3 separate regions of the Homo sapiens genome follow, and all the other regions are linked to region 3. Evidence: chromatin contacts called from ENCODE POLR2A ChIA-PET data. All regions are on one chromosome and are shown on one strand. The core of a region is the stretch at or near the end of the contact, and the rest is flanking DNA. Distances in the headings are between cores, read along the strand shown. Region 1 overlaps B3GNT3 (UDP-GlcNAc:betaGal beta-1,3-N-acetylglucosaminyltransferase 3). Region 2 overlaps EPS15L1 (epidermal growth factor receptor pathway substrate 15 like 1). Region 3 overlaps MYO9B (myosin IXB).

Region 1 (2,700 bases), core at 116-2,615, 620 kb after region 3:
AAAAAAAAAAAAATCATTGTAGAGACAGGGTCTTGCTGTGTTACCCAGGCTGGTCTTGAGCACCTAAGCTCAAGTGATCCTCCTGCCTCAGCCTCCTAAAGCACTGGGATTACAGGTGACTTATCTTGACTGAATCACGGGTGCCCAAGGCTTACTAGTCTCCCAAGCTATAAATCTGTCTTCTGAGGCAGAACGTGTGCGGCAGGGGACTGTGGCTGCTGCCTCGTGGAGTGGGGGCGAGGCTGCAGTGAGATAGGAGGTGATGGCTATCGTACTTTTTCCCTTCTGCAACAAACTAGGTAGCATCCTGTGGGAGCACAGTTGCAGGAGATAAGATGCCCAGCCCTGGGGCTTCAGGCTGGCTGGGCAGATGGACAGGAGAGAAGCGAAGAGATTTCCCATGTCTGATGGTGGTGAATGCTACAGACATCAGCAGTGCTGGGGCTAGGTGTTTTAGCCTGGAGGTCGAAGCCTCTCGGAGGTGACATTTCAGGGGAAGCCTAAATATGAAGACTACGGAAAGAGCTGGAAAGGAAGGGGGTCCTAGGTGGAGGCAGTGGCAGGTGCAAAGGCCCTGAGGCAGGGCTGAGCTTGGGTGGTTTTTGTTTGTTTTGAGACAGGGTCTCGCTTTGCCACCAGGCTGGAAGTGTGATCACAGCTCCCTGCAGCCTCCACTTCCAGGGCTCAAGTGATCCTCCCACCTCAGCCTCCCGAGTAGCTGGGACTAAAGGCATACACCACCATACTCAGCTAATTTTTTTACTTTTTTTTTTAATTTTTAGCACAGACAGGTCTCCCTTTTTTGCCCAGGCTGGTCTTGAACTCCTAGGCTCAAGCAACCCTCTTGCTTCAGCCTCCTAAAGTGCAAGGATTATAGGCATGAGCTACTGCATCCAGCCTGAGCCTGGGTGTTAAAGGATTTTTTTTTTTTTTGAGACAGAATCTGGCTATATTGCCCAGGCTGGCGTGCAGTGGCACGATCTCGGCTCACTGCAACCTCCACCTCCTGGATTCAAGTGATTCTCCTGCCTCAGCCTCCTGAGTAGCTGGGATTACAGGCGTGTGCCACCACACCTGGCTAATTTTTGTATTTTTAGTAGAGACAGAGTTTCACCATGTTGGCCAGGCTGGTCTCAAACTCCTGACCTCAGGTGATCTGCCCTCCTTGACCTCCCAAAGTACCGGGATTACAGACGTGGGCCACAGCTCCCGGCCATGTTTAAGGAGGCTGGTGCAGCTGGAGCAGATGAGTGAGGGCAGAGATTGTGTGGGAAAGATGGCAGCAGAGAGGACCCACATCCTGCAGCCACACCCCAGGCGGTGGCTTCTGGGTCTTGGCAGGGGAAATAAATGGCTTTTCTGTGCATTTGAGGAAGTGGGTTCTGGAGGATGGCAAAATCGCACTGGCACGTGAAGTGCAAACAGCTCCAGGCAGGACCGACTGGTCTGGCAGCGGGCGGCCAGGCGAGGGTCCCCAAGAGTCAGCCTGGATGTCACTGCTGGACACTGGTGGCACCGTGTCTGGCTTGGGGTGAAGTTTTTTCACCCACCTTGAACAGGAGTGCAGGGTAGGCGCTGTAACATGCAGGGAACATATGACAATTGCCTGTTGGCACCAGGCATGGTGACTGGTGCCTGTGGTCGCAGCTACTCAAGAGGCTAAGGCAGGAGGATCACTTGAGCCCAGGAGCTGGAGGCTGCAGTGAGCTATGATCGCCACTGCACTCCAGCCTGGACAACAGAGCAAGTGAGATCCTATCACTAAAAAAAAAAAAAAAAAATTTTTAATTAGCTGGCAAGGTGGCTTATGTCTGTAATCCCAGCGCTTTGGGAAGCCAAGGCAAGAGGATTGCTTGAGGCCAGGAATTCAAGACCAGCCTGGACAACATAGTGAGACCCTGTCTCTTAAAACACAGCACACACAATCAATACCTGTTGGGCCTTCCTGGCTTATAGGCCATGGTGTGCCAACAGCTCTCACCTGGATACCAGACTGAGCCTCCCACTGCCCAGAGGTTCCTCATTCTGCTCCTTCTGGTCCTTCTTTTTCCACCCCCTAACATCTGGACATCTGGGCTGTGATCGAAACATTGATGACTTTCTTCATCTTATTTTCCTTTTTTTTTTCTTTTCTTTCTTTCTTTTTTTTCTTTTTTTTTTTTTTTTTGAGACAGAGTCTTGTTCTATCGCCCAGGCTGGAGTACAATGGCTTGATCTTGGCTCACTGCCACCTCCGCCTCCCAGATTCAAGTGATTCTACTGTCTCAGCCTCCTGAGTAGCTGGGATTACAGACACGCACCACCACACCCGGGTAATTTTTGTATTTTTAGTAGAGATGGGGTTTTGCCATGTTGGCCAGGCTGATCTCGAACTCCTGAGCTCAAGTGATTGCCTCGGCTTCCCAAAGTGCTGAGATTACAGGCGTGAGCCACCGTGCCCAGCTTTTTTTTTTTTTTTTTTTTTTGAGACATAGTCTTGCTCTGTTGCCCAGGCTGGAGTGCAGTGGTGTGATCTTGGCTCACTGCAACCTCCGCCTCCTGGGTTCAAGCGATTTTCCTTCCTCAGCCTCCTGAGTAGCTGGGATTACAGGCATGAGCCATGAGCCACCACGCCCTGCTAATTTTTGTATCTAATATTTTGTATTTAGTAGAGACGGGGGTTTCACCATGTTGGCCAGGCTGGTCTCGAACTCCTGACCT
Region 2 (2,733 bases), core at 82-2,581, 740 kb before region 3:
AGCCCGAGGCAACAGCAGAGAGGGGACGCACCAGGGGATGAGGCCTGCACCGTAAGAGGCTGCAGGTGGCACCAGGATGGCCGTAGGAATGGAAGGAAGTGCAGCAGAGCTGACCCGATGTGTTCTCCTGACCCAGCCCACTGTGCTGAGAAGACGCCATCTTCGCCTCTGCAGTGTGTGAATTGTTGATGAGGTTCAGTGTAGCTTTCAGCTCGGTCTTTCAGTTGCTCTTCCTAACTCAAAATGCTAAGAGACAACATGCAAAGTTCCTGTGGCCTCCTCACTTATCCTCCAGCCCAGAAACAATTTACAAGTGGGATGACAGAGAGAGGGGCACAAGGAGAAGGACAAGTTCACATCCTTCTGCTCTGAAGGCTTTAAAACACCGCAATTCACACAAGCGCCTGTAACTGTAACCCAGGACAACAGCAGTTGAGATGGAGAAACCCAGCAGAACCACCTCGGAGGAGAAACTGTCTCAGGATTGTGTTCTAACGACTCCTAAGCAGGGTTCACCCAACTCTGATCCCCGCACGTGGCCGAGGGCAGGACGCCTCCTACATCTTCATGCCTGGCTGCCTCCTGCCCAAACTCTCACTCTCACTCTGCTAGCAAAGTACGCGCTCTTGTGCAAAACAAACCAATGATCATCAGCCTTGGTTCAAAATGACTTTTGGAAAGCAATCCATTTTCACTGTAAAATGTTCAGAGAAGTACCTATAATCCCTTGTTTCCTATCCAGTACCTCTCATCCTCCCGACAACGCTAAAGGGCAGGTAATATTACTAGTCCAGTTGACAGGTGGGGAAACTGAGTTTGCCCTACTCAGGACCACAACAGCCAATGAGCAACAGTCAGTGAAGCACCCAGGATAGGTGGTCCTGGAGTCAGACCCTCACCTACTGTGCACCCTGTAATGACAGCCCAGGTGTCACAGGGCTGTGCACCGGACCACAGGACAGCCTCATGCATATGCTGGCCTGGGAAAATGCACGTCCGTGATGACGTGCTGGAGCATTTTATTAAACAGAAGAGGTCAAAAGGCAACACTCAATTTGAGCATATAAATGGACTTGAAAGCCAGTGTTTTCGATGACCTGCCATTTCCCCAGGAAAGCTGAGACCCCATAATGGCTATGTTTTTCAATGCCACTGCCAAGTTTTGCAGGAAGTTAGGCATATAACACTGAAACACATCTCAGTCTGAGTTCCTACTTAGAAAAACATATGGATGCAAAAACATAGCCCGGAGTAGAGCTTGCTTGATAATCCTTCCATTTCTGCCTTCCCCTTAGAGGCCCCCACAGGCCTTGCACAACCATCACCCAATGTGAGCCCAGCCCTCCCAGCAGGCCGGCCCACATTCTGCGGGTGAGATAACCTGGCTCAGTCATGTGGCAAGCACGGGGCAGAACTGGGACTTGACTCAAAACATTCAAAAGGCATCAGGGAAACGCTGGGGTATGTCTAACCTTCCTGGACTGGATGGGCAGCTCTCTCCAACTGCTCCATCAGAGGTTTCTACAGCAGAGCTAAGGTAAATGTTACCAAGAGAAGGAGAAGACTTGGCAAGTGAAAAGAGAGCTTTTCCAAATCACAAGGAAAAAGACATCTCAATTAAAAATGAGCAAAGAGAGAGGCAATTCAGAAAGAAGAGATGCAGCAAAGTTAGAAAGAAAATGTTCCATCTCACTAGTAATTTAAGTATTACAGGGCCAGGCACTCTGGCTCACACCTGTAATCCCAGCACTTAGGGAGGCCAAGGTGGGTGAATCACCTGAGGTCAGGAGTTCAAGACCAGCCTGGCCAACATGATGAAACCCCATCACTACTAAAAATACAAAAATTAGCCAGGCATGGTGGCAGGTGCCTGTAATCCCAGTTACTCAGGAGGCTGAGGCAGGAGAATCACTTGAACCTGGGAGGCGGAGGCTGCAGTGAGCCGAGATCATACCACTGCACTCCAGCCTGAGCGACAGAGCAAGACTTCATCTTCGGAAAAAAAAAAAAAGGCAGAGAAGCTAAAACAATTCTGAAAAAGAATAATAAAGTGGAAAGAGTCAGTCTACCTGATTTCAAGACTGACTCTATAGCTAGAGTAGTTAAGACAGTGGAGTATTGGCAGGGGGCGGGCACAGACAGTAATGCACAGAACAGAATGTAGAATCTGAGAAACAGACACACACAGATCTGCCCAGTGGATTTCTTGACAAAGGTGCAAAAGTATTTCAGGAGGAAGGAAAGCCTTTCCACAAAGGGCACTGGAGCAATCGGCATCCATAGGAAAAACATGGGCCTCGAACTAAAAGTCTTATGCCTCGTACAAAATGTAACTCAAAGTGGATCATGAATTCAAATGTAAAACATAATCCTCAGGATCTAGGGCAAAGCAAAGAGTTCTTAGACTTGACACCAAAAGCCCGATTCACAAAAGGAAAGATTGGCAGACAAACTTTATGTTTGCACTGTGAAAGAGCCATGTAAGGCCTGGCGTGGTGGTTCATGCCTGTAATCCCAGCACTTTGGGAGGCCGAGGCAGGAGGATCACCAGAGTTTGGGAGTTCAAGACCAGTCTGACCTACATGGAGAAACCCCATCTCTACTAAAAATGTAAAATTAGCCAGGCATGGTGGCGCATGCCTGTAATCCCAGCTACTCGGGAGGCTGAGGCAGGAGAATCGCTTGAACCCGGGAGATGGAGGTTGAGGTGAGCCGAGATCACACCATTGCACC
Region 3 (2,700 bases), core at 125-2,624:
TCAGCCTCTCAAAGCACTGGGATTACAGGCATGAGCCACCGCACCCAGTGGGAGCCTGTTTAAAACTTCTGTTCCTTTTTTTTTTGAGGCAGAGTCTCACTCTGTCGCCAGGCTGGAGTGCAGTGGCTCAATCTTGGCTCACTGCAACCTCCACCTCCCGGGTTCAAGTGATTCTCCTGCCTCAGCCTCCCAAGTAGCTGGGATTACAGGTGTGCACCACCACACCCGACTAATTTTTTTCTGTTTTTAGTAGAGATGGGGTTTCACCATGTTGGCCAGGCTGGTCTTGAACTCCTGACCTCAAATGATCCGCCCACCTCGGCCTCAAACTTTTGTCCTTGTTGTGCCTTATTTTACCCCACAGGGATTCAGGTGAAACTGAATGCAACCACGGATGGCTAGGCATCTCACAGATCTACAAGTTACCATCTCCTTAGCCGGTCTTCAAAAGGCACCAGGCCTTTTGAATAAATAAATATATTTACTTATTTATTTATTTTCCCCCTTGGTCTGCAAGATTCCATAAGGTGTCTGAGAACACAGGAGCTATCCCCTTCCTTACCTCGGCCAAAAGAGCAGCTTTGGGTTTTGGGGGGGGTTTTGAGACAGAGTCTCTCTCTGTCACCCAGGTTGGAGTGCAGTGGCACGATCTCGGCTCACTGCAACCTCCGCCTCCTGGGTTGAAGCAGTTCTCCTGCCTCAGTCTCTTGAGTAGCTGGGATTACAGGCACCCGCCACCACACCTGGCTAATTTTTGTATTTTTAGTAGAGACAGGGTTTCACCATGTTGGCCAGGCTGGCCTTGAACTCCTGACCTCAGGTGATCCGCTCACCTCAGCCTCCCAAAGTGCTGGGATTACAGGCGTGAGCCACTGCGCCTGGCCAGCTTTGGTTTTCTTCTTTCCCACCAGCATGATCCTGAAAGGAGCTCCCACCCAGGCCCCATTTTGGTTATTTTGCAGGGCAAGTCCCTGCCCTGCCAGCAGAGGGTTCCAGAAGGGCCTCTGTGGGCCTGCTTGGCATCTACCAGCACATGGCAAAGACAGCCTGGTCACCTGGTCACCACCAGGACTGCTCAGGCTCCCTCCGCCCCACTCGGCATCCTGCTGTGATCTGGGGGATATGTCAGTTCCTCCATAGCAAGCCCCGCTGGATGCACGTCCCACCCTGTAGATTCCTAGCCAGCCCCTCCTACTTCTCAGACATCCGAATGGCCCCCAGACTAAACACTTTACTCAGCTTTGGGGCAGCCACCAGCAGAGTCCGGGTGCCGCCAACCCAGGGAAACTGGTGTCCACAGACAGTGGCTGAGGCACGCCACGGTGTGCAGCGTGGAGAGGTGGCGGTGGCCTTGTTGCACTTGCGCCTTCTCACTCTCTCCCCTCTCTCTGTGTCTCTCAGTCTAACCCGCCAGGCGTGGCTTGCTGAACTAACCCAAATCCCGACACTGTGTTCCTTTTGTTCACAAAACCATTTTTAATATTTTGACAGGAAAAGTAAAGGTATCAAACAAAAGCAGATCATTCCAAAGGTAAAAAAAAAAACACACCCCGCGCGACACGTTCCAAGATATCTTGCTTCTCTGCCCGTCTTGAGAGCTTTCACTTCTGCAACTTCATTTCCTCCTCCTTCCCACTATCTCCCCCTCCCTCCAAGAAAAAAAAAATGTTCTCGTGTTGAGATGATTTAGAGCTGTCTCTTTATGGGTTTCCCAGAAGCAGGGTCTGAGATGGGGTATTTGCACACACAGCGGCTTATGGAAGAGGGCTTACGTGAGAAGGCAGAGAGAAGGGGTGAGGGAGGAAGCTAGGGGCGTAAGCATAGCTGAAGTCTGGCCTCAGCCTGGTCCCATGGGGAGCTCTAGTGGGTTCATAGCACCACAGAGCTCATCCTGCCCCAACGTAATGGGACCCTTCCGTTTAACACCCCCATCTTCAGTCCCTGGCTACTGGGCTGCTTCCAGACAGGACAGAGAACCTCCCAAGCGCTCTGTCTCGTTTCCACATACAAGTGCAGCAATTTAAGAAATTTGCAAGAAGAGTAAGAATAGCCTTGCAGTCTAGTTAGCAGATGGGAGAGGGCTAATTCCTCTTGTCAGCTGATAGAACTGGCTGACACATGATGGTGGCCTGTCCGATGAGCTCATGCGGATGGCACAGAAAGGACCTGGCCCTTCTTGACTCAAGTAATGTAAACTGTAGGAGCTATGCAGAGGAGAGGGACGGCCAGGTTCAGTAGCACTGGCTTCCTCTCTAACCCAGAGGAAGAGGAAATGGGGCAGCCACTCAGGCTGTGAAAGAGGCTGTCATCAGCCCTCCCGGAACCAGCGCTGTGTGCAAGGTGCAAACCCACCTCATTCCACTGGGCCCACATCAATAGTGTGGTCCTGAGACCAAACCTAAGAGCTGCTGCCCGGGCACTCGCTGCGGGGACGCTGTTCTGCCCTGGCTTCGGGGACACCTGTGATGCCTCCCCGTGCCCGTGTGGGCTGTGGGAGGGCAGGCCGGACCCCATGTGTCTGTCCTAGAACCTACTGGACTCCAAGTCCCTGAAACTCATCATCAGCATGACTCTGCACGACCGCACCACCAAGTCCCTACTGCACCTGCACAAGAAGAAAAAGCCACCAAGCATCAGCGCCCAGTTCCAGGTAGGTGGAGCAGGAGAGGCAGAAGGTGGCGGTCAGCTCAGCCTCAGGCT

The links. ChIA-PET counts read pairs that join two places held with the same protein, here RNA polymerase II (POLR2A).
Region 1: POLR2A ChIA-PET joins it to region 3 with 12 read pairs in CD4-positive, alpha-beta T cell. The contact joins two enhancer-like sites. POLR2A ChIA-PET finds 5 or more read pairs at or near these places in 2 of 52 experiments (CD4-positive, alpha-beta T cell and activated naive CD4-positive, alpha-beta T cell).
Region 2: POLR2A ChIA-PET joins it to region 3 with 10 read pairs in GM12878. The contact joins two enhancer-like sites. POLR2A ChIA-PET finds 5 or more read pairs at or near these places in 4 of 52 experiments (GM12878, T-cell, activated CD4-positive, alpha-beta T cell and 1 more).

What each region holds. Positions count from the first base shown.
Region 1 is chr19:17,802,091-17,804,790 of GRCh38, forward strand. All of the region lies in intron 1 of B3GNT3 (UDP-GlcNAc:betaGal beta-1,3-N-acetylglucosaminyltransferase 3), which reads left to right. Among named protein-coding and RNA genes, the nearest start is that of B3GNT3, 8.3 kb to the left of the region's middle. Within about 2 kb of position 1,366, at least 2 of the 41 ENCODE cell types and tissues checked have a DNase peak (open chromatin) inside an H3K27ac peak, as active enhancers do.
Region 2 is chr19:16,445,765-16,448,497 of GRCh38, forward strand. The region is part of intron 1 of EPS15L1 (epidermal growth factor receptor pathway substrate 15 like 1); the gene reads right to left. Among named protein-coding and RNA genes, the nearest start is that of EPS15L1, 25 kb to the right of the region's middle. RefSeq lists enhancers at 1-202, 1-16, 127-186. Within about 2 kb of position 1,332, at least 32 of the 41 ENCODE cell types and tissues checked have a DNase peak (open chromatin) inside an H3K27ac peak, as active enhancers do; they include GM12878, where a contact is called at or near this core.
Region 3 is chr19:17,182,338-17,185,037 of GRCh38, forward strand. MYO9B (myosin IXB) reads left to right here. Exons shown (of 40, transcript NM_004145.4): 16 at 1,492-1,531; 17 at 2,528-2,650. Among named protein-coding and RNA genes, the nearest start is that of USE1, 32 kb to the right of the region's middle. RefSeq lists an enhancer at 1,969-2,178. Within about 2 kb of position 1,375, at least 8 of the 41 ENCODE cell types and tissues checked have a DNase peak (open chromatin) inside an H3K27ac peak, as active enhancers do; they include GM12878, where a contact is called at or near this core.